Linked DNA regions of Mus musculus: all the other regions are linked to region 1. Evidence: chromatin loops called from intact Hi-C (ENCODE). Cell type or tissue: left cerebral cortex. All regions are shown on one strand. Links, peaks and the distances in the headings refer to the core of each region. The heading gives the core; the rest is flanking DNA. Region 1 holds the start of Afdn (afadin, adherens junction formation factor). Region 2 holds the start of Gm24867 (a small nuclear RNA gene). Region 3 has its middle 40 kb from the start of Rnu6. Region 4 has its middle 6.9 kb from the start of Gm24867. Region 5 overlaps Afdn (afadin, adherens junction formation factor). Region 6 overlaps Afdn (afadin, adherens junction formation factor).

Region 1 (5,113 bases), core at 1-4,000:
CCTGCGTGGGCCGCGACGGGGACCGGTGCGCTGGCAGGTAAGGGCCGGGAGGGCACAGGTGGGTCGTGCCGCACAGGTGGGCGGCCAGGTGCAGTCCTGTGGGCGCAAGCGGGGCCTGAGGACACAAGTGCGCGCCTGGAAAGGATGCGGGTGACACAGGTGGGGTCTGAGGACCCACGTGGGTGGCCAGGCGGAGTCCCGGGGACACAAGTGCACGTCCAGGTGTGTCTCCGCGCGCAGGTGGCCGGCCCGCCCTCTGCGCCGGCCACCAAGCCGCCCTGGACCCCGCCCGGGCGGCGGGGCACCGCAGGAGGCGACAAGGACGAGCGCCCCTAGGGACCCCGCTGGCCAGTACGGTGGGCGGAGGCCGAGGGGACAGGGCCGCGGGCGAGGGCGGGTCCGCGGGCGGACGGGCGGGCGGGCAGGCCAGCGGGGGAGGGGCGGCCGCGGGACCCCACCGCGCTCTGCCTCCCGCGGCCTCCGCGTCGCCGGCCCGCGCGCGGGCCCCCTCCCCTCGCACCCCGGCGGCGGCGGCGGCGCTCACCTCGGTCGGCTGGCTGATCTCGAACAGGTCCAGCCGGTTGGCGTTCCAGTGGTGAATGATGTCGGCCAGCTTCCGCCGCTCTTCGTCGCGGCCGCCCGCCGACATGATCGCGGCCGCTCCTCCCCAGGGCCAGCCGGGCCGGAACACCGCAGGCCGCCTCACCGCCGCCGCCGCCGCCGCGCGTCCTCCGCCGGGCTCGGCCCGCGTCCGGCCCGCGCCGCTTCAGCCCGCCTCAGCCGCGGCCGGTGCGCCGAGCGCCGCCCCCCGCCCTCCCGCCGCCGTGCGCGCCCGCCCGCCGTGCGCGTCCCCGCGAGCGCGCGCCGCGCCGCTAGGTGCTGCCGCGTGGTCGCGCGCGCGTGCGTGCGTGCAGGGGCGCGTCGGGTGTCAGCGGGCCGCACTCGCTCTGTGCCGGAGGCGTGAGTCCTCACCGGAGCCGCTCGGTCCTGCGGCCGCGCTCGGTCCGCCCTGGGCAGGCTCAGGGGTGGCGGACGAGCTGGCGAGCAGAGGGGCGGCGCCCTGACGGGCGGGGCGACCCGGAGCTGCAGAGCGGGATGGACAGGTGGGCGTGGGCTGCGCGGCCGGCGGAACTGGCCGGCCATCCCGCCGCGGCCCTGACGCCTGGGCTGCGCTGGCTGCTGGGGTCAAATCCCAGCTGACCTTTCTCCGGAGGAAAGATAAATTATTATGGTTGTGTGTGAGCGTCAGTGCAAATGTTTTCCGAGCCCTCCTCCGGCTCAGGGTGCCTTTTGGATCCCCCGCATTCCTCAACCCCGGCCAGGGAGCGGCGGCGCCCTTTGTGTCTCCGCGGAGCGCATGCCACCTCGGGGAAAACAACGAATCTGAGTTAGAACGGGGAGAGAGAGACACTAGCGTGAGTTTTGTTAATCTTTTAAAGCCTCCCGGTGAACCTAGAAACCCAAAAATTATCTTGAACAGCAAATGCTCTGGGGTTTAGAGAACGTTTGTTTCTTTGTCTTTTTCATTGCCTCTTCCGTGCCAAAAACAATCTGTTTGCTGGAGAACACATCCGGAAAGAGCTGTTTTCCCCTGTTCATCCAGGTAAAATTGGTGTTTGGCATGCTCTAAGGGAAAGCCTTCACCGGAGCTAAGAGAGCAATACGCTGTATTTGACATGCCCTCTTTTATTTCTGCTCTCTCTCCCTTTTCCAGTGAGAAGATATGTTTTCTCTCTACCAGTTAGATTTCTTCTTTTGTCAGAAAGAAGAGCATCTGTCCTCCAGGCTGGGCTTTGTCTCCGTTTGCTCTGCGACTGCACTAGCGCAGCAAGGCTACATAAGGAGGCTTTTCAGCAGAGGAGCCTGGTGTTGAACTCGTGCCATGGGGAATGAATTCTTCTATAGACCCCTCGTCCTCTTCTGGAAGTTAAAGGGGGGCGATTTGCAAAAAAAGCATATGTGTATGAATGTGTCTTCCTGTCCTAGCATTTTGTGCCTTTAAGTCCTTGTGCTTCTGAGTGGACTCGACTGTCAGTGCCGCTCAAGGCCCTCACTAGCCTCCACACTCAGAGTTCCCCTGACAGAGCCAGTGTAAACTGGTTTTCACAGCATGAGCTGTATTCCTGCTGAAGAACTGGCTTTTACAGAATTTGCAAAGCTAGCAATTAGACAACTAACACCCATGCCACTGTGTTGTTAAAGGGAACATTCAGTATTGCTAGAGACCGAGAAAGGCTCTCTGCAGCGTTGTTTTTATGGGAAGAAATATGTATGTAGAGAAGCCAACAGACAGTGCAGGGCTAAATCCATGTCCGCTGCCCTTGGTTTCTGGTTTACTTTAAAAAGCTCCATCTGTATCATCTTCACAAGTGAACCAGTTCCCAAAGTATAATGCATTGTAAGTATTTAGTATATTGATAACGGCTTGAAATCTACAGAATACCTGTGATTTTTCTCACAGCCGAAAAGACCCGAACTATTATGTGTTCAACCAAGGAGAGCTTTAGGCTGGGCCCACTATTCCACTAATCCTCATTGTTTGAGACGCAGCGATAAATGGGGAGTGGTAGGCCAGGCCTGTGTTCCAAGAACAGGGAGGCGTGGCAGGAGGATGAGGAATTGACCTCCTAGAAGTTGAAGAAAAAGAAAAGGGAACCAAAACAATGTTCTGAGTCATGTGTTGTGCTATCCATAAAAGACGGAGGGGATGTAGGTAGCCATTATAGAACAGCCTACATCCTGAATATGAAGGGGACAGGTGCTTAAGCCAAAAGGTTTCCAAAGTTCATGAGGTCCTAGGTTCTGTCGTCAGCATCATAGAGTTATGCTTAAAGATACTCAGATGACAGTAAAGATGAAGCCCTGATCCTTCTTTGTCCATAAGCATGGTGACTGGTCACACCTGACAGCAGGATGTGGAAAAGGAAGAAGAGCCTAAAAGCCCCCTGAGCTTTGTTAACCACGTACAATACAGAAACAGATTCAATGAAAGACTGTATGTGAAGTCAAACAAAGTGCACTAGATGAGGCTGACTGTAATCCGGTTAGTCGGTTTTTGAAGATTTAAGTTTCCACTTTATACTTAAGTCTTGATCTTCCCTTTTAAAGGTATTAAAATATGTTAGTTGTATATTAAACAATAAGAATCATCAGTACTGAGCCAAGCAGTAGTGACACCCGCCTTTATTCCCAGCGCTCAGGCGGCAGAAACAGGTGAGTCTCTGTGAGTTCGAGGCCAGCCTGGTCTACAGAGAAAATTCCAGGACAGCCAGGGCTACACAGAGAGAAACCCTGTCTCGAAAAACAGAAAAACAAAAAGCATCAGTACTTGCATAATGGGAAAAATAGGTGAGAATAAATAAGTTAATAAACGTTAGTTTTCCTTCCCATTTTTTTTTTTTTGATAGTCTCATGTTTTTCAGACTGGCCTTGTATTTATTATGTAGCCAAAAATGACCTTGAACTTTGATCCTCCTCTGTACTTCCAGAGTAACAGGGCTGGGGCGGTGGGGGGAGGGCTATCTATATGCCATCACTTCCTGCTTGTGCTGTACTGGGAATTTGAATACTTGGCTTCCTGTATGCTAGGCAAGTACTCTACCAACTGAACTATATCCCCTTTGAAATTCATCTTCAGTAAAGTATTCTTAAAAACAAAAATCCTACTGGGGCTGGAGAGATGGCTCAGCGATTAAGAGCAGTGTCTGCTCTTCTAGAGGTCCTGAGTTCAATTCCCAGCAACCACATGATAGCTCACAACCATCTGAAATGGGATCTAATGCTCTCTTCTGGTGTGTCTGAGGACAGTGACAGTGTACTTACACATACATAAATACATCTTCAAGAAAATCTCCACAACCTATATGTAATCTATATGTAATAAAGCCTTTTCTGCCTCAGTTTGCACAAGCCCCAGGAAAGAAATACCAGAAAGATGATGAACCAACCCATCCCAGAAAAGTAAATGACACACACAGCAACTGTTGTCTAATGACCAACAGATCATCTGACTCCCAGTAACTTCAATACTTTGGCAAGTTAGTAGAATGTTGAAATATTTCAATTCTATACTTGTACAAGTCGGCTTACAAATCATGTTAATATATCAAATCAAAGGATGGTCTTTAAAATGTAAAGTTAAAGGATGTAATAAAGGCAGAGGCAGCACTCATGTAGAGATCGTCTTCCACAGAAGCCCCTACATACAAAGGCTCTTCTAGCTTGTTAACCTTAGAGACCAGACAGCTAACTCCTTTTCAGAACCTGCAGGCTAGAAAGCTCAACGTTGATTAGTTTCTTTATGCAAGGAACAAGGGAAGGGAGAAAAGAAGGGTGGGAGGGAGGAATTCTAGATTAGGTTTCCATGGGTATGTACTTTACTTAGAATCTTTCTATCCTGTTGTATTTCTAGTGCCTGATATTTAGTTACATTTAGAATTCCTCGTAAAATTTCCAGAAAGCAGTCTTTATAGAGAATTGTGATAGAAAACAGTCGTAGAAGCAGGGAGTGGTCATGCCCTTTAATCCTAGCAGGCAGATCTCTGTGACTCAGGCCAACCTGTCCACATAGTGAGTTCCAGGGCTACAAAGTAGGACCCTGTTTCAAAAGAGGGACGTGACAGTGGAGCTTGATGACAAATGGTTAGATCCACTACATAGTGTTAGTATGACATCACCTTCTCCCTGGTATGGATAGACAGGAGCTGCCAAGGCAGTTGTAGAGTGAATCTACCTGTGTTCAATACCCAAAACTGAAAACATAAAAATAAAATGCTGCCAAGATAAGCCACATGATAAACCTTATTTCCACACCAAATCTTTACAAAGCCTCCACCAGTACTAGGAAGACATTGCATGCATAATGCATACTATAAGAATAAACCAAATTTATCAACTTATTTTGTATGTTTTCATGTACCTAATTTTAAAAATTATACATATGTATAATATTTAATATGGGCTATATAAAGAATGTATGTGTGTGTTTAATTTTGCTGGAAAGCTGATACTCTAAAATGTAAATTCCCATTAAATCTTTTTTTTAAAAAAACAAGGTCTCTGTACGAAACCTAGCAAACACTAGGCCCTGGGTGATCTGAATGAAACTCACTAT
Region 2 (5,113 bases), core at 562-4,561, 83 kb after region 1:
ACATCTTATCTCCCCTCGACCTGCCTGCCTGCTGGGTTAGCACTGTGTTTGTATTTTTAAACAAATCATTATGGTCCACTCTCAAAAGGAGGCACATTGTTGGTTATCAGAATCACAAATATGAAGGAGACACTGGACGACTGTCTCCCCAGCCGACGGCTGGTATCTGCCTGTCCTGCTGCCCTCAGTTCATCCTAGGCTGAAAAGTTACTCGAAGTCTGCTGTACAGTTGAGTCCATGTGTCAGAAAGGGAGGGAGTCTCCAGTCTCTGAATACATAGCAAACTAGGCTTCATTCACATTCTCAACGTGGAAATCTATAGGAGGTGCAGTCTGCCCAGTTTCTCGTCCCTCTCGGAAATGTTCAGGCAATGAAGAACTCAGGGGCAGGGGGAAATACAGTTAGGAACACGGGAAGCACTGTTTTGTACCAAACTGTTGTACCAGTCTTTCATGGTGATGCCTCTCTTTGCAAGGTTGAAAAATCAAACAGCCCGGTTGCCAGTACTCTTATTGTGAAATGAGGACCGTTGTTTCTGGTGGCTCACACCCTCTTTGTTCCTTTCCTTTCCCAACTTTAGCCTCTTCCCTTTGTCCTCTCCTCCCGCTTCCCTTTCTCCCTCTTCTAACATCCCTCCTCCATCTCCCCCCCTCAGTTTCTCTCCCTTTCCCTTCTTTCTCTCCTCCCCTCCCCTCCCCTCCCCTATTCTTCTGTATCTACCACTTTAAATCATGGTCTGAAGCCTCAGTTCATACTAACTTGTAAAGCTGTGCTTGGCAGTATTCTTGAGACAGGCTGCATCAGACTAGGAACAGCAGCTCTGGGGGTTTCTCTGGGGGGCTTTGGTGGCACTTCCCATTCTCTGTCACAGGACAGCAGCAGGAGCTTCCAGGTCTGATGCTGCTCCTCATCCTGGAGTCTAGGTCACCTGAGGCCTGAATCCAGGTTTTTTTTTGTTTTGTTTTGTTTTTTGCTGCGTTAACATTACACTTCCTCTCTTCCTTCACACTTGTCTCTGCAAATAGACTCTGGAGTCATTCTGCCCACAACGTCTGAGATTCAGTATGCTTGGTATTTCAAAATGGATTTATCTGGGTTTGGTGGAAAGGCTCTGACATCCAGCTACTTGGGAAGCCGATACAAGAGTACAGTCAAGTTCACAGCCATCTTGGGTAACTTAGTGAGACCCTGTCTCAGAATAAAAAAGTTAAAGGGTGTGTGTGTGTGTGTGTGTGTGTGTGTGTGTGTGTGTGTGTGTGTGGAGGGGTGTGGTTCAGTACAGAACACATGCTTGGCGCATGCTTAGCATACATAAAGTTCCAGGCTCAATCCCTGGTACCACAAATACTGAGATAGAATTAAATAGGGCTATAGGGAGTTTGGTGACTGAAGGCCTCCTCAAAGATCAAATGAGGTTTAGAAAACAAAACAGAGTTATAGGCGAGGCAAAACATTCAGGTGGATTGGCTCTTCTCTCCTTATAACTAAGCTTTGAATCTGGAATGGATGACCCAACGTTATTCTTATAAAAGGTGTGCGAATGAACCCTATGGGATGATAACAGACCAGCATGGTGAGTGCTGTTTAGGTCTGAGCTTTGGCCAGTGGGTGTTGGTGGGAACATTCAGTCAAAGACTCTCCCTTCAGATCTGGTGCTCTCTCTAAGCCTAGAGCTGGGCCACATGCACACAGCAGCTTCAGCCAGTGCACTGTGATGCTGCAAACTGCAGTCTATTTTGAGTCTTTAAGTCTGTTCCCTGGCCCCTACAGGTGGGAGCCTGCAAAATTATACTTCGCTCCTTCTATGGGCGGCACCCACACCATCCTGTAGTTCAGGGTAGAAGGAAGGCTGACAAACCATCTTCACCTAAAGCAGCATGGGTGGGGAAGGGGGAAGGGTGGGGGACCAAGAGCCACAGCTCTGTTCTCTGCCGGGTAAGATGTCAAAATAGCTCATTTAAACCTGGGACAATACTTTTCCTCTAACACACACACACACACACACACACACACACACACACACACACACACACGAAGCTATTTTCTATTTAAAGTTGCTTATTCACAACTGACCCAGAAATCTGGTGAATGGTAAGTGATCCAAGAGAGAAGTTTGAAAAATTGTTCCCATGTCCTGACAGCAGCTGGTGGTCACACCCATACAATAAGCAGCTGAGGGGCTGGTGAGATGGCTCAGCAGTTAGGAGCGCTGACTGCTCTCTCAAAGGTCCTCAGTTCAAATCCCAGCAACCACATGGTGGCTCACAACCACCCGTAATGAGATCTGATGCCCTCTTCTGGAGTGTCTGAAGACAGCTACAGTGTATATAATTAATAAATAAATAAATAAATAAATATTAGAAACTATTAGAGTTTTAAAAAAAAGCAGCCTACATCGACAGGCCATGGAAAGACTGTCTTGCTGGAGACTGAGCCATGGCAGACCCACAGCAGAAGCTTAAGTGCAGACACAACCCCTGGGGACTGTGGGTTTGTTGGGAGTGCTAGTGTCCCCTATGAGACTATGGCCAGGGTACCATTTCTGGGCGCAGAGCCCTGAGCTGAATAAGGCTGCCCTGCCTTTAGCCCCTGTTTATTATGCTTTGGTATCTAGTGAGTGACAGCTTATTGCTCCCTGGAGAACTGGCTTGTGACATGGGTCTTTGTATCTTGACCTCTAGCCTTGCTAGCGAGCGGCAACCCTGTGGACTTGGGCTGAGCACAGCCTTGGATTTGAAGGGGAAGAGCAGAGACCTCACACTGTACAGAGGCCATGCCTGTCACAGGCTAGTCCTGTCCCCCAGATGAAGATCACATCGTCTGAGACAATGCCCTTTTTCTCTTTCTGAGGCTTTTGGGAGCTTCCCACGGATGGAGGTCAACTTGAGAGAAATGAGGTGTCGTGAGGCACGAGTGAAGATCGGGGTGATCCTCTCTCTGGATAGGGTTTCTAACACTGGATTCTGTTTGCTTGTTTGTTTGTTTGTTTTTATGGGGCACTTCAGGAGTTTGCAAGTCTTCCTTATACAGGGGCCATGTTAATCTTCTCTGTACTGTTCCAATTTTAGTATATATTCTCCCAAAGTGAGCAGCCCTGGATTCTGGCCTCAAGATCAGAGCTTGGATGGAGGGGAAGGAAGCATGATGCCTTAGTTTCCTTTCTTCTTTCTGCGAGAAAACACCCAACAAAGCGACTTAGGAAAGAAAGATTTACTTTGGGCTCACAGTTAGAGGAGTCACAAACCACCACGGTGGAAAAGGTAGTAGGCAGAGGCAGAGGTCACATTTTAACTGTCATTTGGCAGCAAAGAGAGTCTGGGCTGGACTGTTAAACTTCAAGGCCTGTGCCCAGTGACCCACTCTCTCCAGTGAGGCTCCACCACCTAGGGGGTTCCACAACCTCACCAGGCAGCACCACAGGCTGGGGACCAAGTGTTCAAACATGAGCCTATGGGAAAATTCTGATGCAAACCACAACACTCAGCTAAATGTCTGGATTATTCTGTGGCTAGGAAACAGTGGCAGCTGGGAGACAACCACACAGGAAGCTGGGGTGAGCAGGAGGGTGGGAGCCACTGAAAACTATAAATCCCACTGCCATACACTCCTCCTCCTAAAGAGTACATGGCAGGTGTCTCCCAGCACCAGAAGACAGGTGTCATGGAGAAGGTGTGGCCAGACCTGCTTCGTTCCTCTCCCCTTTAAGAACCGTTGTTCTTGTCTTCCTTATTCGTCTAGATTATATCATGTTGAGACCCAAAACCTCTATGTGGCTCCTTCACATACAATGTCCTACGGCCGTAGACTGTGAGTACCACCTGGTAACGTGTGAATGTGTCAGTGAAGTAAGCCACTGTTGTGAGCAATGCTTCAAGGTGCCCGAAGAACCTGAGCTACCTTTCTCTACAGGTAAACTGTACAGGTTTACTCAGGAGGGGCAGTGAGATGCCTGGCCAAGCAGCATCTCTCCTACTCTGTGGAGGGAGGAAGGCTTCAATGCAGCCAAGTGCCAGGTATGCAATGGGGGCTTCTGACAGTTTTGAGTCTCCAGGGAATGTGGGCTCACTATCGTTGTCAAGAAGATGAGGTCAACACAAGCCCTTCTACCCACTGTATATGGATGTGCATGTCCATGCCAACATCCCAGAGGACTATGGGCCCACAGAGACCCCTCACTCAGAGGTGAAGATTGTGCCTCACATAGACACCTCCTTGGAGGAACAGGTGCATGGTATTTTTCTGGAGGGGAGGGTGGCGTGAGGGGTTGCAGTGTCAGACCCAGTGAGGCCCTTCATAGGCTATGTTCAAGATCATGGACTATTTCTTCTTTCAGAAGCTCACAGTTCTGATCAAAGAATCCCTAGAGACTTTGTACACATGACAACAGCATGAACATGCCTCATTCCTATGTTCATGTGCATCGTTCATGTATGTGCATACCTCATTCATTGTAGGAAGTAACATGTACAACAGAGTGATGAGTTCTAGCTTGGAGAAGATTGTATTTAAAAGCCAAGTGTGGGCTGAAAGGATATCTGAAGGGCTGTGATGGTTTGTATATGCTTGGCCCAGGGAGTGGCACTATTAGGAGGTGTGGCCTAGTTGGATTAGGTGTGTCACTTGCCCTAGCTGCCTGGAAGCAAGTCTTAGCAGCCTTCAGATGAAGATAAAGAACTCTCAGCTCCTTCCTGCATGCCTTCTTGGATGCTTCCATGCTCCTCCTGCCTTTATGATAATAGACTGAACCTGTAAGCCAGACACAGTTAAATGTTGTCCTTATAAGAGTTGCCTTGTCGTATGTACAACATGTGTCTGTTCACAGCAGTAAAACCCTAACTAAGACAAGGGCTGAAGAGTAATAGCAAACATGGGAACCTGAGTTCAACCCCACCCCTGCTGCCACCCCTGAGACCCCAAAAGAGAGCCTGGCATAGGGATGCTCACATCTAATCTCAGCCCTGGGAAGGCAAGGGACAGGGGGACCTCTGAACTTGTTGCTGGCCAGTCCAAGACTTAAAACTCTGTCAACTTCAGGTCAACGAGAAACCTCGTCTCAAAAAACAAAGTACACAGAACTCGAAGGTGCACAGCCAAGGTTGACCTCTAGCACCTC
Region 3 (5,113 bases), core at 580-4,579, 290 kb after region 1:
CCTCTACTGAGACGGGGAGCCTAGGAGAGAACTGGGGGGGGGGGTGAATAGTTGGCAGGCACTGGGGGAAATGGGTGTGCCATCATGTTAGTCACTGCTAAGGAAACGTGCGTGTTCCCAGACTCACTGGACCAATACACCCTGTTTATAACCATCGTGGGAGACTAATTTGACTTGGAACTTTTTTTTTTAAGGGAAGAGTTAGGAAAAGACTGGAATTTGGAGCTGGACTCTCCATCTCTGAGTGTTTTACTTTTGGGTGGGCGATATGCTTTACTGAATAATCACTCTGTGTGTGGGTGGTCAGACAGTTTTCTTCTCCGCTCAAGTCCAACAATAGTTTGACTGAGTGTGAAATTCTCACATTCCTATTCTTTCCCTCGAAGTCTCTATAATCACTGCTTCTAAATTTAGTGTGGCAACTGGGACTTCCATGTGGGCTCGAATCTCCTACCTCTGCGAGCTTCTTCCCTTATCAGGGGACCCAACAGCTTCTTTTGTCTCCTGCCTAGGGAGAGGGAATGGTCCTGCTTGCATAAATGTGTGTCTCCCATAGATGTCCTCCATTCTCTGTGAAGACTGTCTTCCCTTGTCTTAGGGGATTTCTCTCTCAGTCAGAGTTGGCCTCTTCAATCTCCACATGGTTGTGCTTTCTAAGTATATGGCTGAAACTGCGCTTCAGAGAAGCCACCAGAGACTTGCTGGCATCAGATCATGAGCATGTACTGTGACTCTGGATTGGGGGGGGGGGGGCTGCCTGAGGCTGCAAGGGTGTGACCTTGTTCCCTGGGTCTGTAGTACTATCAGCGGTTACTGCAGTTGCTTTGTCCTAATATTGATGGAAATCAGTTCATTTTAATTTTTTTTGAGAGAAAGTTGCCAGGCTGCTGTGGAGTCCAAAACCCCCTGGTCTTAGCCCCAGGTAAAAGCTGTCAAGCCGGACTGGATACAAAGTTTGCAAGCCATGAGTGGAACTACAAGTGTCCCTAAGACCCAATGTCACGGCCACCCCTCACCTCCACCCTATTCAGTTGACCAAAGTCAATGAGGAAGGGCCAGAAAACAAACTCAAAATGGGGAGCAGTCACCCCCAGTCACTTGGCCAAAGTGGTAGCTTGAGCCCTGCAGCAGACTACTGACGTGCCAGTGAACAGTGGGTTTCCTGACCCTTCGTCTCTTAGTTATCTCTTTCTCCCCATTATTAGACATTGGGAGTTGATCCAGGAATATAAATATGACCTATAACTAGCTTCATTAATAGCAAATAGTGCAAAATCTAGTTTTCAGGTCCAGGCAGAGTTTGGGGAAATAGGCTCTGTCTTGGGTACTGCCAAACTCAAGTAGGTAGAGTGTTCTGAGCATGCCCATAGGAGGACAGGTGCCCTCTTACCTGCTGACACTGACCGTGGGTACAAAACACTTTATACCAAGCCAACCTAGGTAGGCCCTTGACACCAACGCTGAGCCATTCATTGAGGCAGCCGTGTGGGGGACTACCAGTTGAAGCTGATGAACTGAAGCAGAGTGTAAATGAGGTTCATGCTAGATTTATAAAGCTTCAGAATTAAATGTAACTGTGGCCTGCCATTCCTAACGTATCAAAATGGCCATGTTCTGATATATCCGGTTACATAAACTGTTTCTTTATAATTAATTTTATCTGTTGCTGTTTAATCTCTTGCCCTGCCTCTAAGGAGCAGGGAGAACAGTGTGCCTCAGGGATGGTCTCCTCTGGACACTGTCCAGCTGCTAGCGTGGCCACAGAGTTCTTGTTTGAGCAGCCAGTCTTTCTGTCCTGTTTATCTGCTTGGCCTTTTATTGTGTTTTGTCTTATTCTGTTTTCTCAATGATGCATTAAACAAAATCCTTTGTCTATTAAGTGCAAAGGAGGAATACTTTGGTGAGGAGAGAGTTAAAAAGCAGCCCTAACTGGTGTCCTCTAGACTTCCATAGCACCGTGTCTGTACCTCTGTCCACCAACACTGTAGCGCCTCCACAATGCTCATCAGAGAGGGCTTTCCAGCAAGTGAGACAGTCAGCCTCTGTCACTAGAAGCTATGCCCTGCTGACCAGCCAGGCAAGTAAGGAAGCTCTGTCTAAACACTGGAGCTTAGTAAGTAAATTAGGTGATGGCCGGGAGTCCCAAAGGACATGCCTGTTTCTCCTATGACCGCAGTGCAGCATCTTCTATCTCTCCATGCTTCTCAAGGAAACATACATTTGCAATGACATGTTGTAGCGCCATCTTGTGGTCATTCCAGTTACCAACATCCAGCTACTTCCCGGTGGTCCATACAGCAGTCATTGTGGCCAAAGCAGGCTCCTGGAGCTGTCTTCATGTTTCTTTGTCCCCCTTGGTGAGGTTTTTTGATCCGGAACTGGACCCTCAAAGCAACTGGTCTTTCACAGTTAAAAGGTCACAGGGTCCCTGCCCTCACAACCATCTCCTTCAGAGGAAGCCACACCAGACTGCTAAGCATGAATTTCCGTTTCCAAAAACAAAATAACAAAGTTTTCAGAGCCTTTAACAATGTTACAAAGTACAAGCTTTAGAGGCAAAATCAGTTCTTGGGTGTGATCAAACCAAGACAAGGCCAAGATGTGATCGCTGGCCTCTTCCTGGGGTTTTATCAACCTGTCTTTGAAAGGCCCTCTGTCCTGTGGGATAAGGTCCAGTTATCTCCCAGCCTTTGCAAGTAACTTTGAAAGAGGGTATAGACCCGCCATTGTCTATATCGGGGATGATTTGAGAAGGAAGGGGAGGACCCAGGAAGGAGAGGGCATTGACCATGGCCCACTTCCTATGGCCCTGCATGATGAAGCCTGGACTTCAGCCCATCCCCTCCCTTCCAAGTTGCCGTCTCTACTTTCTACCACTCAAACTCTTGAATTTTAAAAACAGTAGAGCCTACTCCACTGCCCATGAAAACACCCTTATGCCACCAAAGACCTTGGGAAAGCATGACATCCCCCACCCCCACCCCCGTGTGCTTCACTAGAGTCGCTCAGCCTCTCACCCTCCTCCCTTCATGCTCACTGCCAAGGCCCTGCCCAGCCCTGTCCAGCAAATGACCACATCACCTGCTTGGCTAAGGAAGGGGGGGTCACACCAAGCCAGAGCTTTGGCCCCCTCTTTTGCACCCCATCTCTCTAGCACCTCCTCCTGTTTCCACCCTCCTCTACACGTTCTGCCTCCACCAGATGTATTTACAGTTTCTCATTGTCTCCATCTTTCATTCTTTTCCATCTTTAGTTTAGTTCAACTGTATTTCTGCTGACCTTAAACTGGGCATCCAGCGCCATCTTAGGTTGCTAGTGGCCTCTATCACCTTACACTGATCAGAGCGAGCTCCTGAACTTAACCCTCATAGTCTCACAGCTACACTTGCCCTCAGTGAGCCAGGCAGTCACTTCACAGGCCACATTCCTACTGAGCCAGGCTGCCATCTTACTCAGGAGTTATTACTGATCCAAACATTCCCTTTGTTAGATTCTTTGAAGCACGTTCATCCTTGTGTGTCCAACACGCAGCAGGGGCCTGGGAGCCAAAGAGACATGAGATATTTGCTTCACCCCTTGCATTTCTAAATAACTACATTACCTATCAAGGATGGGGGTGGTACACGAAGCTAAATAAATCTTGAATAAAAATATACACCTTTGCCAGAAATCCAGAGTTATTCAGGATAATCCTGTTCTTCATCTGACGAGATGGCACTTACTTCCTACTAACACTGACCGGCTGTGGGAAAGCCATGCATATTTTTTTTCCCATTTTCCTGACAGTGTGATAGACTGAGCGGAGCCTGCCAACCTGACGCCAGTGCAAATTAAACTCACATCTTGATTGTCTCGGCTACATTCTATGTGGTATAGGAGGGAAAATGAATAAATCAACTCAACCGGTGGACAAACGTCTATTTGTAAGTGGATCCACGAATTTTAAAACTAATGAAAATGAATAAAAACATAACATGGGGAAGAGTACTGTGCTTCTGAGCAATATCAAGGTGTGAGAAATTTCACCAATTTATCACATTCATGATGAGAAGTCCCCAGATTCTCTGTGGGACTGCAGAAAAGCCATTTGATAAAAGTGCATAGCGTTTTGTAATTAGAACACTCTAAGTAGGAAATAAATATGACTTCTCGTGCGGGTAAGAGTCTGTAGCCAGCACCTGTAGGGCAAGCCGGAGACAGAGCAAGGCCTGCTGGGAACAGTGAGGACTAGAAGCAAGAGGTAAAGCGGGTTATATCAGATTTAGTAAAGCCTGTCTATCAGTTGAGGACTGATAGACATGTAGATACTTTGTAGATACTTCCCAGTCTTTGCTATGAAAAATCCTGTTACAAAGAAAAGGCATTGTGTGCACATCATTTTGAGGGAGTGAAACAGGAATATATTTAAGGTGGGGCAGTGGGAACAGCTGCTTTTCTTTTTTTAAACTTTTTATTGATTCTTTGTGAGTTTTATATCATGCACCCCGGTCCCACTCATCTCCCCATTTCTTCATATCTGCCCTTGGCCCTTACAACTTTCCCCACAAAACACGTAAGCAAGCAAACAAAAGAAAACAAAACAAAAACGCATAGGAAACATCTCATCATGGAAGCTGTAGGGTGTCACAGCACATCCCACATTATACCCCTCTGTCCACACGTCGTCACTGGCAAATTTTCATTGCAATGAGTCATTGGTCTGCTTCCAAAACTCTGGCTTCTGTGACACCTCCTTCCATTTTATCCTGTTGTTGTCCTGTGTCATGGAGATCCTGCAGCTTTGGAACAGCAGGACTGTCCCTTTCACAAGTCTCAACCATTCACGGGTAGTATAGATTTGGGGGTGGGCCAACTCAGAGCCCTGGATCCTGGCCTGGGTAGTAGCTGAGCCGGTCAGCCACAGGTTCTCGCTTACCTACACCACCAGGGCAAGCTCTCCAGCATTGCTCTGGTTAGGCCACCCAATGGTACCATCAGCAGGAATCAGGGGCAGCTCTCCTGCTCTTGTGTCCTCAGGGCCAGCTCACCTGCACTCAGGTGCAAGGCAAGCTCCATTGTGCTGCGCAATCAAAGTTCAGGGTCCACTCTCCCAAGTGCTGCAGCTTACAAGGGA
Region 4 (5,113 bases), core at 612-4,611, 77 kb after region 1:
CGGTTGCTGCTCCCTGCTCCTGCTCCGTTATGCATTTCTGATTCCTGGGTGCTTTGCTCACATTCTTACTTTGCTTCACTAAAACTTAGCCTCATAATTAGACTTGGAAGCCCACTCTTTCACATATTTTAAGGAGTCCAGTGGTCTTGGCCAGCATCTTTATCCTTGGACTTTCACATGCCAGAGCAAACCTTTCCTAAAAGAAGTACATCTTTCATAAATTCTGTATTTAACACAATTGCTTTGAACTAAGGCTTGATGACCAAAGAGTGAGAATATAAGTTTAAACGCACAAGCCCGTCTTTACTTACAATGAGACCGGATGAATTTGAGATTTGAGGATTGCAACTTTCAACTCATGTTAGTGCTGCGACCTCATGGGCAGCCTGAAGGGTCAGGGTCAGAGGTCATCTTGCTTGTTTCTCTTTCTCTCTGTGCAAGCGTGTGAGTGTGTGAGTGTGTTTTTTCTAAACGTTAAAGTTTTGACTTTACTTTTTGGCCTATCTGGATAGGCTATTTGAAGGGTAGACGGGGTGTATTTTGAGATACCCCTTTTTTCAACCCCCTAATCTCAGTGTTAGGGAGGCACATAATCACAGACTCAAAATGCAACAGGCCTAAAACACAGCATTTCCCTGCACCAATGATCTGCAAGCAGAATATTCCGATCAGAACTTTAAGATGCCCTCTGGTGCTCTGTCCCTTCAAGATGTGGCCCTCTGGCCTGCAAGGTTGCTGATCCTAGGCTCGGTCTGGCTGCATCACACTGGACTGTGTGGTTTTAGGTCTGTGCTGAATAGGAGGAAATGGGCGGTGCTCCCAGCTAGAGAGGCAGAAACTCTGACTCAGGCCGGCTTTAAACTAAAGAGGAAGTGGATCACCTCACGCTCCAGGAAAAAGGAAGCCCAGGGCGGGCGTGGCCAGCCCTCCGGATGAATCAACTCTTAACAAAGGCACCTGGCGGGCTGCTTGGGTAGGCGGTCTGTTCTTCCCCAGGCTGCCCCAGTGGGAGCTTTAGTCTGACCCTGCCTTCACTTCTAAGCAGATACAGGGTGGGGTCCTTGGTTGCGCCAGCCTTTGAGGTGGACCCAGCTCCCAGTCAAGGGATTTGACCCTCTGCGGTCAGAGGATTGGCTCGAACTCTTCCCCCTCCCAGGGCAGAGGCCCTGAAAGGAGACAACTTGTAAGCAGTCTAGGCAGCCCCACCCTGGGGTGGGCTGGCCTGCCATAATTAACCAATCCCCATAGTGTCTGGTGTCTGATGTTCTCACCATTGTGGTGAGACCAATCAGATCCACCCCTGCAACCTAGAAAAAAGATCCCAGGGGGAACAGATAAAACTCTGAACAAAACTGCTTTTGTCGGTGGAGCGAGGTGGTCCCCGGTTAGCATTGAGGCAGATTCTTACATCCTCCTCTGTCTTCAGTTGGAGAAGGAAAAAAAAAAGAGAGAGAGAGAGAGAGCCACAGGGAGACCTACTGGAGGTTCTTTAGCCTCTGAGGTACAGGAAAGACCCGGGGGCTGAGCTGGCTGTGTGGGGAAGGAGATGGCACCAGGGTTCAGAGCCTCCACAGTCTTTCAGGGCTAGGACTTAGAGATTCGGGGTAAAGTGCAGAGCCCAGTAGCTGTGTTTGGAACCCAACATATCTCAAGGACAGAGTATGGGCTGGACTGTGATCCAAGGTAAGGTAGAGAGAGTGGGGAGGAGGGCAGTCTGGAAGCGGGGGTGAGGGGCTTAGACTCTCCTGGGAGCCCTTGTACCAAGGGCGGGACAGAAAGGACTTGTGTTCAGGCAACACTCCTGCATGCAGGGCACACAGACTCCTGAGTGTGGCTATCTTAGGCCAGGTCCCAGCAGGCTTCTTTAGCCTCAGAGCAGCAGAGGATTCTGGTTGCTGTGGGCGCTGAGTGTGGGGACAGGATGGGGAGTGACTGTCTCAGCCACAGTGCTGGGTTTTCCGCAAGGCATGTCAAGCTCTTGCTAATACTCATATAACCCTACGGGTTCTCCAGCAGACCTCTCCACTCACTTCCACATGCTCACGCCTGCTCCCTTCAGTTCATAAGCTTCCTCCTTCCTCTGCCCTGTGGCTTTGCCAGGGGCCTCTTTCCACATCCCTGCCTGGAGGCACTGGAGACATTCCTGGCAGACATCAGGGAGTATCTGGCTGGTGGCTCATAGGCCATGGAATGTGCAGAGTCTGAAGGTGTGTTTCACCCGCCTTCTGCCCCAAGGTGACTTATTCTCTGGAGTGGCTTGGGGACTGTTGGGGCTGAACAGCAAGCCATTTACCGGAGAGGACAGTGTGTGCAGATCTCAACGAGCGTATTTGGCCACATGACCCAGGCAGCCTCCTCATCTTCCCACATCTCAATTCTCTTGTGGTTTTGTGGTCAGCCTCAGATTAAATCATGGTTGCCTGGCAGCTGAGACTTGTGAGAGAGTCGCTTTCTCCCAGAGTTACCTGAGATGGGCACAGTCACAGGCTGATGTAGACCAAGGATCCTGAGAAGGCTCTGGGCCCTGACAACCTGTAGAGAGCTTGACCCACCTGTCAGAGTTAGGAGATGGGAGAAACATGCAGGCATTTAGGCTCAAACCTGACTAAGAACAAATTGTTCTATTGTAGTGTATGTGTGCACGTATATGTTCATGTGTACACAGTAATTCTGCATATCACTGCAGGGGCCATATGTCTTTCCCCCTCATGCTCTCCACCTGATTTTTAAAGTCAGTGCTAACATTGAGCCTTGGGCTTACTAATTAAGCTGCTAGGACTGAAGGGCAGCAAGCTCTGGGAATCCTGACTCTCCCTTCCCAGCACTGGATTTGCAGACATGCAGTGCAGAACCCAAATGTTTACAGAGGTGTTGGGGGTCCAAAGTCAGGCTTTCAAGCTGGTGAGGCAAGGGCTTTGCTGACTGAGCCGTTTAAACAGTCTGGGACCTGGAGATACAGCTTAGCCCCAGTACAGTTCTAAGCAACCCTATCCGGCAGTTCACCACTGCCTGTAACTCCAGCGCCCTCTTATGGACTCCAAGGGTACCTGCATACCCATGTGCATATACGCCTACCCCATATGCACTGCTCTCTCGTTCTCTCTCTCTCTCTCTCTCTCTCTCTCTCTCTCTCTCGTGTGTGTGTGTGTGTGTGTGTGTGTGTGTGTGTGTGTGTGAAATTAAAAATTTTTTTTTTTTTTTGGTTTTTTGAGACAGGGTTTCTCTGTGTAACCCTGGCTGTCCGGGAACTCACTTTGTAGACCAGGCTGGCCTCGAACTCAGAAATCTGCCTGCCTCTGTCTCCCGAGTGCTGGGATTAAAGGCATGCGCCACCACTGCCCGGCTAAAAATAAATTTAAAAAAGAATTTTCTGGCCTCAATGGCTAGCTCATTTCTCAGGATAGAAGAAAAGTCAAAGGCTTTTTCTGCTAGAAATAGAGATGGAGCCCCCGCCCCGCCTGATGGGTGAGGCTTCAGGGCTGCTGCTTGGAGCAGATGCTTCTCTCGAAGCAGATGGATTTGTAGAGAGGGGGACAAAGCCAGCCATTTGGGGACCGATGCCAGCAACACTGCCTGCTGAGGCATGGGCTGCCAGTGTTCCCAGAGCCTCCATCTCAGCTGAAGCCTCCAGTGAGCTCTCTGGTGTCGTTCATTTAAGCACATGACTTTCAAAGTCCTGGATGTGGTGTGCAGGTCACAAAGGTTGCAGAGAAGCTACTTAAATGGTTTCATCAGTGTTTGCTGCCATAGTAAGAATGATTCATAGACAAGTGCCTTGGAGAGAGAAACCAAAACGAAAAGACTCCTTTGCCAAAGTGTCTTCCATAGTCCATACTTTGGGGGGTGGGGTGGATAGGGGAGGGAGAGGAGGAAAGGAGAGAAGAATTGTGTTAATTGTGTAATAACTCTGAAAATGGGGACTGAGTAGATAAAGAGGCCAGTATTGGAGAGGTAGCTTTATTACAAGGAACAATAGCAATTTAAAAACTCATTTAAAGACAACTTTACGTTAAAACGCTATTGCTTTTCCTCATGTCTGTGAAGGAAGTACAAGCTAAAAACGAAAGCCCCAAACAATAGGGAATGGGGGAGGGGGGATCAGAAAAACCAAAAGCTTCCATAATTTCCAGAGCCTGACTGTGTTTGGTCCAGAGACCCCTTCTGGCAAGGAGTGCCATTTGTGTGCGGCCCTCTGTCTACACAGATCACAGCAGCATGAGATGAGTCACACCCCATGTGTGTCTCTCTAGTAAAGTTTTCTTAACGATACTACTTGTCTCCCTTGTTTCAGACATCTCCTTTTGTATGTATGTGGGTGGGTGCATCACACACACAAAGAGGCTATCAAGTGTCTGGCTCTATCACTTTCTGTCTGATTCTCTGACTGAACACAGAAGTGAGGGAGTAGCCTGCAAGCCCCAGGGACTCTCCTGTCTCCGCCTTCCACAGGGCTGTCTTTACAGGTGCATGTGTGGCCATGCCTGGTCTTTCACATGGTTCAGGGACGAGTGTGACCTTGGGTAAGGTGAAAGGAGGCTAAGAGCGGAGAGATAGCTTTGTGGGCTCTTCTCCAGCCTACGGACGGTCTCCTAGTAGCCTTTCTCTGGGGTTAAGGGATGACTCTGAGAGGCACATGATCTTGCTTTGTCTGTTTGGCTGTGGCTGTATACCACCAGATCAGGCACTACTGAGGCTGAAAGAGCAGCTGAAACGGACCGTCCGTCTGCAACCCAGTGATGAGCCCAGGTGAGCTCTGCACTTCGGGGGCTCTTTGTTCCTTGAGAGGCATGGAGGACTATGCTCCAGTGACTGGGAAGGAAGAACATGCCAGCCCCACGCGCTTCACCTAGCCCACAAGGACAGCCCGTACGCAGTGTTCACACAGCATGTGGTCTGTGGTCATTCCTGGCAGCCAAGGTTTGGGAAAAGCAGCCTCTGCCTGGGTCTGCCTCTGTTCTCTGCTCACAGCTCTCCACCCCTGCCAAGGAGACTGTGGTTGCTAGCAGCTGTGGACACTTTCCCACAATGCAGTTCTTCGTGATGTCTGCTAAGCTGGGGGGGGGGGGGTCTTCTCTGAAGCCCTGATTCCTCACTCTGACTTTCCCACCCTTTC
Region 5 (4,000 bases), core at 1-4,000, 72 kb before region 1:
CAGAGAGGCAGGGTGGGTAGTCCCACAGTGTGACCTCTGATTCACCTGCTAGCTCACTGCACTCACAAGAGGAACCAGGAACATGACTAGTAAACCAACTGCCCTAGGAAACTCAAGCCAACTTGTCAGTAAATGAAGGGATTGCTGTTTAAGCTCAACAAGTTTTGCAGTGAGTGTAATCCAGGAATAGATCACCAAAATGAAGAGAGAAATGACTTGTCTATACAAGAGCAAAGAATGACTGTCGGAGGTGAGTACCCAGCTGAGATCTAGGACTTGTACCCAGTGAATAAAGTAGCAAAAGTCCATTATCCTCAGCATGATGGCCACAGCGGTTAGTTACACACAGAGCACAGGCAAAGCACATACTCCAAATGAAAGAGAAAGTACTAGATTCTGACCTCAGGACAAAAGGAACAGCTAGCTACCTTTCATTTAAGCATCACTGTGTGAACAGATAGAAAAGAGTGGGTTGCAGCAGAGAGAGGCCACTGTGAAGTTGTCTTTACAAAGGAGTGTCTGTTCTTGGGTGTCCTAGAACATCGAATCCAAGGGATGGTCAGGTCATGAGTCTGTAAATACCTACCCTGCTTGCCGGCAATGCTGTCCCACTGTGGACATCTCCTCCCAATTCAAAGGTTGTCTCCTGAACAGCTCTATGGAGATGAAAAATAAACATAAAAATTAAACTTCAACTGACAAGGTAGTACTCTTAATACAGCAAGAACAGATGAGTATTTCAATATTCAAATATCATTAATAAATTCATTTACTTTGGCACACAGACTTTAAAAAGTGACAATAAATATGTGAACTTTTCTTAATTAGGAAGCATATCAAAAAAACTCTCATGGTCCTATTTTTAAAACCAGATGTTAACAACAAAAACAAAATATTGAGACTAAAGAGCTGGCTCTAAGGTTAAGAGCATCTGCTGAGTTTGGGTCCCAGAACCCACGTGGTAGATCACAACCATCTATATCTCCAGCTTCAGGGGATCTAATACAGTCTTCTGACTTCTGTGGGCATCAAGCACACACATGCTATACATGAGCGCAGGCAAAACACTTACTCAAAATAATAATAAAATAATAATAATAAAAAAATCACATTTTCAACATGGACAAAGGTGAGATAAGCAAAACGATATTCTTTGGAACAAACACAGTAAATACAACACCCTGGTCCCAACCTAAGGGGAGAAGGAGCCTAAGGTGCCTATAAGCCATCAAAAGCAAAGATATGGCTATTTCTGGATTGTTCTAACATCTAAGAACTACATGGTTTAATTTCAAAACTTCATCTAGAGACTGAAACAAGGAAATAATGTAGAAATTCAAGCCATTTTTATTAGAAATTCCTCTACAATCGTCTAAGAAAATAAAATCTGTTGTGATGTAAAACAGTTACCATGCTCTGAATAATAGCTTCTTACTAAGAAGTTCAAATGCTTTTACTAAAGGCTAATCATTCACTTTCTGCATGTAACTGTCTGTAAGACATCAGTTTGGGGTTTTGAGGGCTGTGTGATAATACACTGATTCATGAATTATTTACCTATCTAGTCATTATCCATCGAGCACCTATGTGTTATTATTGTGTTCTGAATCCTAAGAAAGGTGTGATTTGTATAGCCAAAGGTCATAACATGATGGCATCTAAGTCAGTATAAAGTCACTCTGGACTTGGGCTAGATTCCTGCCTACATGTGGTACACACACCCAAGTACATACATTACAAAAAAAGTAATAATAAACAAACAAACAAACAAACAACTTGAGGTGAGAAGCTATTCCAAAGTGTCCTATCTGTGAAGGTGGCCAGTGGTCTCTGTAGTAGATGGACCTCTGTGAATCTGAGGCCAGCCTGGACTACATGGTTGAGTTTCAGGCCAGGGCCATGCAGAGACTACCAATACAGGTATATAGGTTGGTCTATTTGTATACTCTTTGGCAGAAAGTTTCACTTCTGTGGACTCAGAAGTTTGTTTTAAATACCATGAAGAGCCATGGCACCTATTTTTCCAAAAGATACTTTATTAACATATAAAATAGATAGCAAAATAGCTAAACAGTGTATGTTTTCAAAATTATCACTAAAGGAAAAGTCACTCTTCTCCAGAAGAATGCTCATTAGTAGACCACACTGCAAGACCTCAGGAAAACACTAGGTGGAGCTAAAATGCTCTGAATTCCTAAACAGATTCCCCCTTGCATTACCATGGTTCTCAGGGAGAAGAATATGAAGGAGGAAAATACATCAAGGAAAGATTTTGAAATACTATTAGTTACATAGGGTGATGGTTCACACAAAAAGAGATCAACTTAAAAACCAATTTCAAGATAAAATCAGAATCTACGTGTTTGCTCCAAAACCAATCCAAATTTGTGATATAAACTCCCATTTCATAAAATGCACTGATCTTCAAAAAAAATTATTTTAAATAGGTGAGTGATTAGCCTGCATGTATATATGTGCAACATGTGTGTGTATAATGCCCACATCAGGACCCCTAGGGCTGGCACTACAGACAGTTATGAGCTGCCTGATTTAGGTGCTGGGAACCAAACTGGGATCATCTGTAAGATCAGCAACTGTTTTTAAGCACTAAGCCTTATCTCCAGACCCTTCTTCACCTTGATCTTTTAAAACTGAAAATTTAAGGATGGGGAAAATGGCAGGCTGACAGCCTGAGTTTGATCCACAGGACCCACAAGTAGGAGAACCTACTCCTGTGAGGTATCCTCTCAACTCCAAAAGGAACAGACGCAGACACACATACAGAAAATTTAAACTAATGTAATAAACTCTAAGTAAAGATATTTCCATCTAATTGAAATTACTTTACAGCCAAACACTCTAAAATCCTTAAGCTGATCTATCACATTCACCCAGGTTTATGTCTTGGGCCCTTGACCATCAGGCCTCCATCCACAGATCTCTTGGAAAGAACGTGGTCCTGGATGGGGTCCACAAACTTAAACACATGCGAGGTGCCAAACTGCAGTCTCATGCCACTCTGCAGCATTGTGGTCTCTGAGATGCGCTGACCATCCACGTAGGTCTCTGCATCCATACTTCTGGGTGTCACAGTGACCACTCCATCCATGTTGGTGAGATCACAGTGATGGGGCTGAATTCCGGGGCCAAACAGCTAAGAAGAGAAGGAAAAGAGTTCCATCATGAAGCACTCAATGTGTAGAGTTCTGTTATGACGAATGCAGTCTAAGAAGCCCTCGGTTCTCTGGTTTCTTAAGTGGATTTCTCTCTAATAGTGTAAAACCATGTCAGGACAGCTGAACACTGTTAACATCTAAAAACCTGTTGTAAGGCAGGAACATTGTAACTCTGTTTTACTAATCATATGATGGCCTGGGGAAGTAGTTCAATAGTTATGATCCTTAACGATTTGTATGAGGTCCTGAGTTCCAACCCTAGAATACACACACACACACACACACACACACACACACACACACACACACACACACAGAGGGAGGGTGAGGGGAAGGGGGAGGGGGAGGGAGAGGGGGAAAAAAGGGAGAGGGAGAGGGGGAGAAGGGGAAGAGGGGGAGAGGGGAGGGGGGAGGAGGAGAGGAAGAGGGGGAGAGGGAGGGGGAGGGGGAGAGGAAGAGGGGGGAGGGGGAGGGGGAAAGGGGGGAGGGGGAGAGGTAGCAACATTTCCACTGTATCTCCACTATCCTGAAACAGACCTATAAGTTGCTATCAGCACCTTCACTTTCTAGTCAGAAGTAAAAACTCAGAGAAGAATGTCACAACCAGTCATGTTTCCGTGTATCCCTTCTGGATACAGACAAGTCACGTTCTCTCCAAACTAAATCAGAGAAGTGAGTCAGAGAGGATGAGCGGCATATTCAAATACAAAGGCTGCCTGTCACCTTCATCCATTCCCTTGCAGCTGGTTCCTTGATGAGTGCTTACTAATTACTGATAGGAGGAACAACCTTAAAACGCTTAGACAGCAGGCATGATCAAGTAC
Region 6 (4,000 bases), core at 1-4,000, 56 kb before region 1:
CTGGAGGTAGGAAGGACAATTTAGATTTCCTCAGATGTTCTGATGTCCCCTTCTTAGTAGAAATATACATATGCCACATTATGTCAACTTGACTCTCTTAATCTATTTTCTATTATAAGTCATGGTTAAGAAGCCCTGAAACAAAGCAGGAATCATGGCTCAATCCCAGACTCCAGCAGAGGCAGGTGGATCTCTGGGAGTTCAAAGCTACATAGTGAGTTCCAGGATAGCCAGGACTACATAGTGAAACCCTGTCAAAGGGAAGGAAGGAAGGAAGGAAGGAAGGAAGGAAGGAAGGGAGGGAGGGAGGGAGGGAGGGAGGGAGGGAGGGAGGGAACGAAGGAAGGGAACGAAGGAAGGGAGGGAAGGGAGGGAGGGAGGGAGGGAGGGAGGGAGAGAGAGAGAGAAAAGAAAGAAAGAAAGAAAGAAAGAAAGAAAGAAAGAAAGAAAGAAAGAAAGAAAAAAAGAAAGAGGGAGGAAGGGGAGGGAAGGGAAGGGAGAGAAAGAGAGAGAGAAAGAGAAAGAGAGAAAGAGAGAAAAGAAAAGAAAATTAAAGAAAAGAAAGAAGAAGAGAGAGAAAGAAGGAAGAGGAAAAGGAAGAGGAGGAAGAAGAGGAAGAGGAGGAGGAGGAAAAGGAAAAGGAGAAAGAACCCTAGAAGAAGCATGCGCAAACTGCAGAACAGAAACATTGACAGTGTGGAAAAGCAGGCAATGTGATGCCTACAGAAGACTTAACTGCTCAACTACTAAATCTGAAGACAATAAAATGACCAAAATACTTGACATAAAAGGTCTATTTGTAAAAATGATTACGAGAGGAAACAAGCAAGCAAGCAAACAAAGGAAGGAAATTAATTCAAGCTGTGGAAGAAGACGACGACGACGACATAAAACAGTGCCGTGGACTGGTGAAATGACTCAGTAGTAGGGACACTTGCAAGCAAACCTAATGACCTAGTCCTTGACTTCTTACCTTCACACATTCTCAGCCATGCGTGCACCTGCACTCACATGTGCACTCACAAAATCAAGTAAGTAAAACTTAAAAGTAACTTAAGAGTTAGCAAAACAAGAGAAATTCTGCAAGGAAACGGAAATTTTACAAATCAACTAACTGAAATATAGCAACACTTTTTGGATCAGCTACCCTTTGAAGACATCATAGAGTGAATATATCTGAGTGTTGTTGTTGTTTTTAAATGCATTACAAGTCCAAGAGCAAAGCCTGTGTGAGCTGTGATGCCTAATCAGCTTCCAAAACACAGCAAAGGATATGTATGACAATGGCATCATGTCCTAGGAAATTACAGCCTCCACAGTCATGCTCTGCCCCCAGTCTCGTTCAAGGAATCAACCAACCGCACTAGCACACGGCCATAGCAGGCTAGCTATCAGGATACACTTTTCTCAGGGGGTTTATTAAAACAGACAAAAATGTGGCTGGAGAGATGCTTCAGTGGTTAAGAGCTCTTGTAGCTGTTTCAGAACACCCAAGTTCATTTCCCAGCTTCACACAGGTCTGCTTGTGGCTCTAAGAGGCCCCAGCTCCCTCTTCTGGCCTCCAGGCAGCTGCACACACATGCTTGCATGCACACATACACGACTACATAGCTTTTTTTAAAAAAAAAAACTGACAAAAAATATTGAAACTAATAAATGAACTGTGGACTTCCTTAGCAAACTGCTACTTTCCTGATATTATTTAGTTTACTAGAATTTCTTGGACATTATAAATATATAAAAATGGTTTGACTTCAACTATTTCTTTAATAAGCAAGTTCTGCTTTGGTTTTCTAATATTTCTCCTCCTTATACTGGTTACTTTTTTCTTTGCTTATTCTCCTTTTGTTTGTTTTGCTTTGAGATGTGGTTATAGTTTGCAGCTCAGACCAGCTTAGAACTAACACCACACCACAACCCAGGCTGGGCTCAGACTTGTGGCAATCCTCCTGCCTCAGGCTTCCAGGTGCTGGAATTATAGGCATGTGCCACTGTGCTGGCAAAACTTCTTGAACCAATTTTTTTTTTGGGGGGGAGGCATGTGCTCAACACTATGTGAGCTTAGTTCAAGTATTTGAATCTTTATATTTTCTTTACAATTTGCAACTTCTTAAAAAAAAAAAAAAGTCAGCCGGATGTGGTCGCACACCTTTAATCCCAGCACTCCAGAGGCAGAGGCAGGCGGATTTCTGAGTTCGAGGCCAGCCTGGTCTACAAAGTGAGTTCCAGGACAGCCAGGGCTATACAGAGAAACCCTGTCTTGAAAAACCAAAAAAAAAAAAAAGTAACTGTCCATGGCAAATATCAGGTTTTGTTTGATTTTTGAGATCCAGTCTAATTATGTAGCTAGGCTGTCCTCAAACTAACAATCTTCCTGCCTCAGTCTCCTGAGTCTGAGAGTATAAGCACACCACGATGCCTGACTGACTTCTCTTAGTGAAATGACTTCCCACACATGGTGATGATATCTGCCTACCGCACAGGTCACCTCTCTGCCACCCATTTACATCTGACATTGCTGCTCACTCTAGAGCCAATCACTGTCTATCCAAGTTCAATAAAAGCCAGTCTATTACTGATCCAGATCTCACGCTATCTCTCAGTACTCTTCAGCTTTCTCTCTATGGCTTTTCAGTGTGGAGCAGGAGGTCAGAGGTCATGCTTTGTGAGGGTGATGTAGTACTTCCATGGCTATGTTAGTTTTTAGCACAGTTCCCTCATAAGCATCCTACACTCTACTTTTATGGCAACCTCTCCAAATCTGAGGCTGAGGCTAAATAGAAAGGTCACTATGTCCCAACCTTAAAGCTCTTTGGCAGCTTATTACAAAATATAAAGAAAATTTCCATCAAGTACTGCCAATGACTTTGAAAAATAAATACTGGGGGAACAGACCATCTGACATTCAACAAGCTTACTATTTTCTTGAAGATATATCTCAATGTTGCATTCAAGCCCACATTAAAAAATACTTCGTCTCTAGGAATGTTTTATCAACCAAGTTAAAAGTCGATACTCTGAGCCACTGTCTCCTTCATGACTCCCACACTCCTGAATGACTATTCCTCAGGTAGAACCATGGTTTCATTTTCCAAAGCTCACTAAGTAACAATGTTAGGGCCTTCCTATAGTGCAGAAGACTCTTCACATGTGGGATGTAGTTAGCAGACATAAGTATTTCTGAGTGTTCCTTTTGTTACCTGTATTCTTCTTTATTTTTCTCTAGCCTTCTAAATCTTTTTTTTTTTTTTAAGTGTTTTTTCAAGACAGGGTTTCTCTATAGACCAGGATGCCTCAAATTCAGAGATCTGCCTGTCTCTGCCCCCCAAGTGCTGGGATTAAAGGCAGGCACCTCTTTTTTCTTTTTCTATACATAAACTTAGGTACGTGACAGAATGAGACAGTATTCAGAATCCTTAAAATCCTTTGCCAGAATAGTTATAAAACCAAGAAGCCCTCGTTATTCTCAATTCTGTGTGTTAGTGTGTTTCTGAGCAGATCTTAGTATGTAGTCCTTAAGAACGAAAACTGCCTCAACCTCTGTTGTGGTTTGAGTGTGAAATGTCTCAGGTGTTTGGTGGACACTTTGGTCACCAGATGGCTAATAGTGTTGTTATGCAATATTGCTGAATCTTGAGGGAAGTAGACTCTCACCGGAGGAAACTGCTCACTGGATAGAGCATTGAGGCTTTAGAGCCACACATACACGCATATTTCCCCCCCCCCCGCCCCTTTCTGTTCATTCTTTGCTTCCCTGTGCAGATGCAACAGGACCAGTCAGGCCTCTGTTCACACTATCTTGACTACTGCCACATGTTCCTCACCATGATAGACTGTATACCTTTGGAACTGTAGGTTAAAATAAATTCATTTTTCCTTAAGTTGCTTCTATCAAGGTATTTTATCACAGCAATGTGGGAGTAAATGTGATAGTACTAGGCTTATAGGTACACACTCCCATACCTGGCTTGTAGTTTTTGGTTTTTCATTTTCTTTTACA

Evidence for each region. Peaks named below come from ENCODE experiments on the same cell type or tissue, not always from the same donor. Only the 100,000 strongest peaks of a DNase experiment are listed, where the experiment ranks them.
Region 2: a loop joins it to region 1, with 3 times the contacts of the local background. A loop is called at or near these places in 23 of 42 quality-filtered maps.
Region 3: a loop joins it to region 1, with 5 times the contacts of the local background. A loop is called at or near these places in 16 of 42 quality-filtered maps.
Region 4: a loop joins it to region 1, with 4 times the contacts of the local background. A loop is called at or near these places in 22 of 42 quality-filtered maps.
Region 5: a loop joins it to region 1, with 2.6 times the contacts of the local background. A loop is called at or near these places in 4 of 42 quality-filtered maps.
Region 6: it touches region 1 in a loop (1.9-fold over the local background); 5 of 42 quality-filtered maps call a loop at or near these places.

What each region holds. Positions count from the first base shown.
Region 1 is chr17:13,756,210-13,761,322 of GRCm38, reverse strand. Tcte2 (t-complex-associated testis expressed 2) reads left to right here. Exons shown (of 3, transcript NM_022311.3): 1 at 1-37. Afdn (afadin, adherens junction formation factor) reads right to left here and starts at 782. Exons shown (of 33, transcript NM_010806.1): 1 at 545-782. The coding sequence starts at 649. In left cerebral cortex, for the core only: no CTCF peak of the experiment used is centred there; DNase peaks (open chromatin) are centred at 960, 1,310, 1,852 and 2,056; H3K4me3 peaks cover 2,551 bases; H3K27ac peaks cover 2,277 bases.
Region 2 is chr17:13,673,355-13,678,467 of GRCm38, reverse strand. It overlaps Gm24867 (a small nuclear RNA gene), which reads right to left and starts at 3,090; the gene lies at 2,986-3,090. In left cerebral cortex, for the core only: a CTCF peak has its summit at 2,348; DNase peaks (open chromatin) are centred at 831, 1,017, 1,790 and 2,065; H3K27ac peaks cover 657 bases.
Region 3 is chr17:13,469,753-13,474,865 of GRCm38, reverse strand. No RefSeq gene overlaps it. Among named protein-coding and RNA genes, the nearest start is that of Rnu6, 40 kb to the right of the region's middle. In left cerebral cortex, for the core only: a CTCF peak has its summit at 2,256 (motif pointing left); a DNase peak (open chromatin) is centred at 2,228; H3K27ac peaks cover 385 bases.
Region 4 is chr17:13,679,748-13,684,860 of GRCm38, reverse strand. No RefSeq gene overlaps it. Among named protein-coding and RNA genes, the nearest start is that of Gm24867, 6.9 kb to the right of the region's middle. In left cerebral cortex, for the core only: CTCF peaks have their summits at 952 and 2,996 (motif pointing left); DNase peaks (open chromatin) are centred at 972, 3,536 and 4,265; H3K4me3 peaks cover 1,435 bases; H3K27ac peaks cover 1,514 bases.
Region 5 is chr17:13,829,024-13,833,023 of GRCm38, reverse strand. It overlaps Afdn (afadin, adherens junction formation factor), which reads right to left. Exons shown (of 33, transcript NM_010806.1): 11 at 2,892-3,154; 12 at 587-656. Among named protein-coding and RNA genes, the nearest start is that of Tcte2, 70 kb to the right of the region's middle. In left cerebral cortex, for the core only: a CTCF peak has its summit at 2,163 (motif pointing right); a DNase peak (open chromatin) is centred at 2,170.
Region 6 is chr17:13,813,686-13,817,685 of GRCm38, reverse strand. The region is part of intron 5 of Afdn (afadin, adherens junction formation factor); the gene reads right to left. Among named protein-coding and RNA genes, the nearest start is that of Tcte2, 54 kb to the right of the region's middle. In left cerebral cortex, for the core only: a CTCF peak has its summit at 1,566 (motif pointing left); no DNase peak of the experiment used is centred there.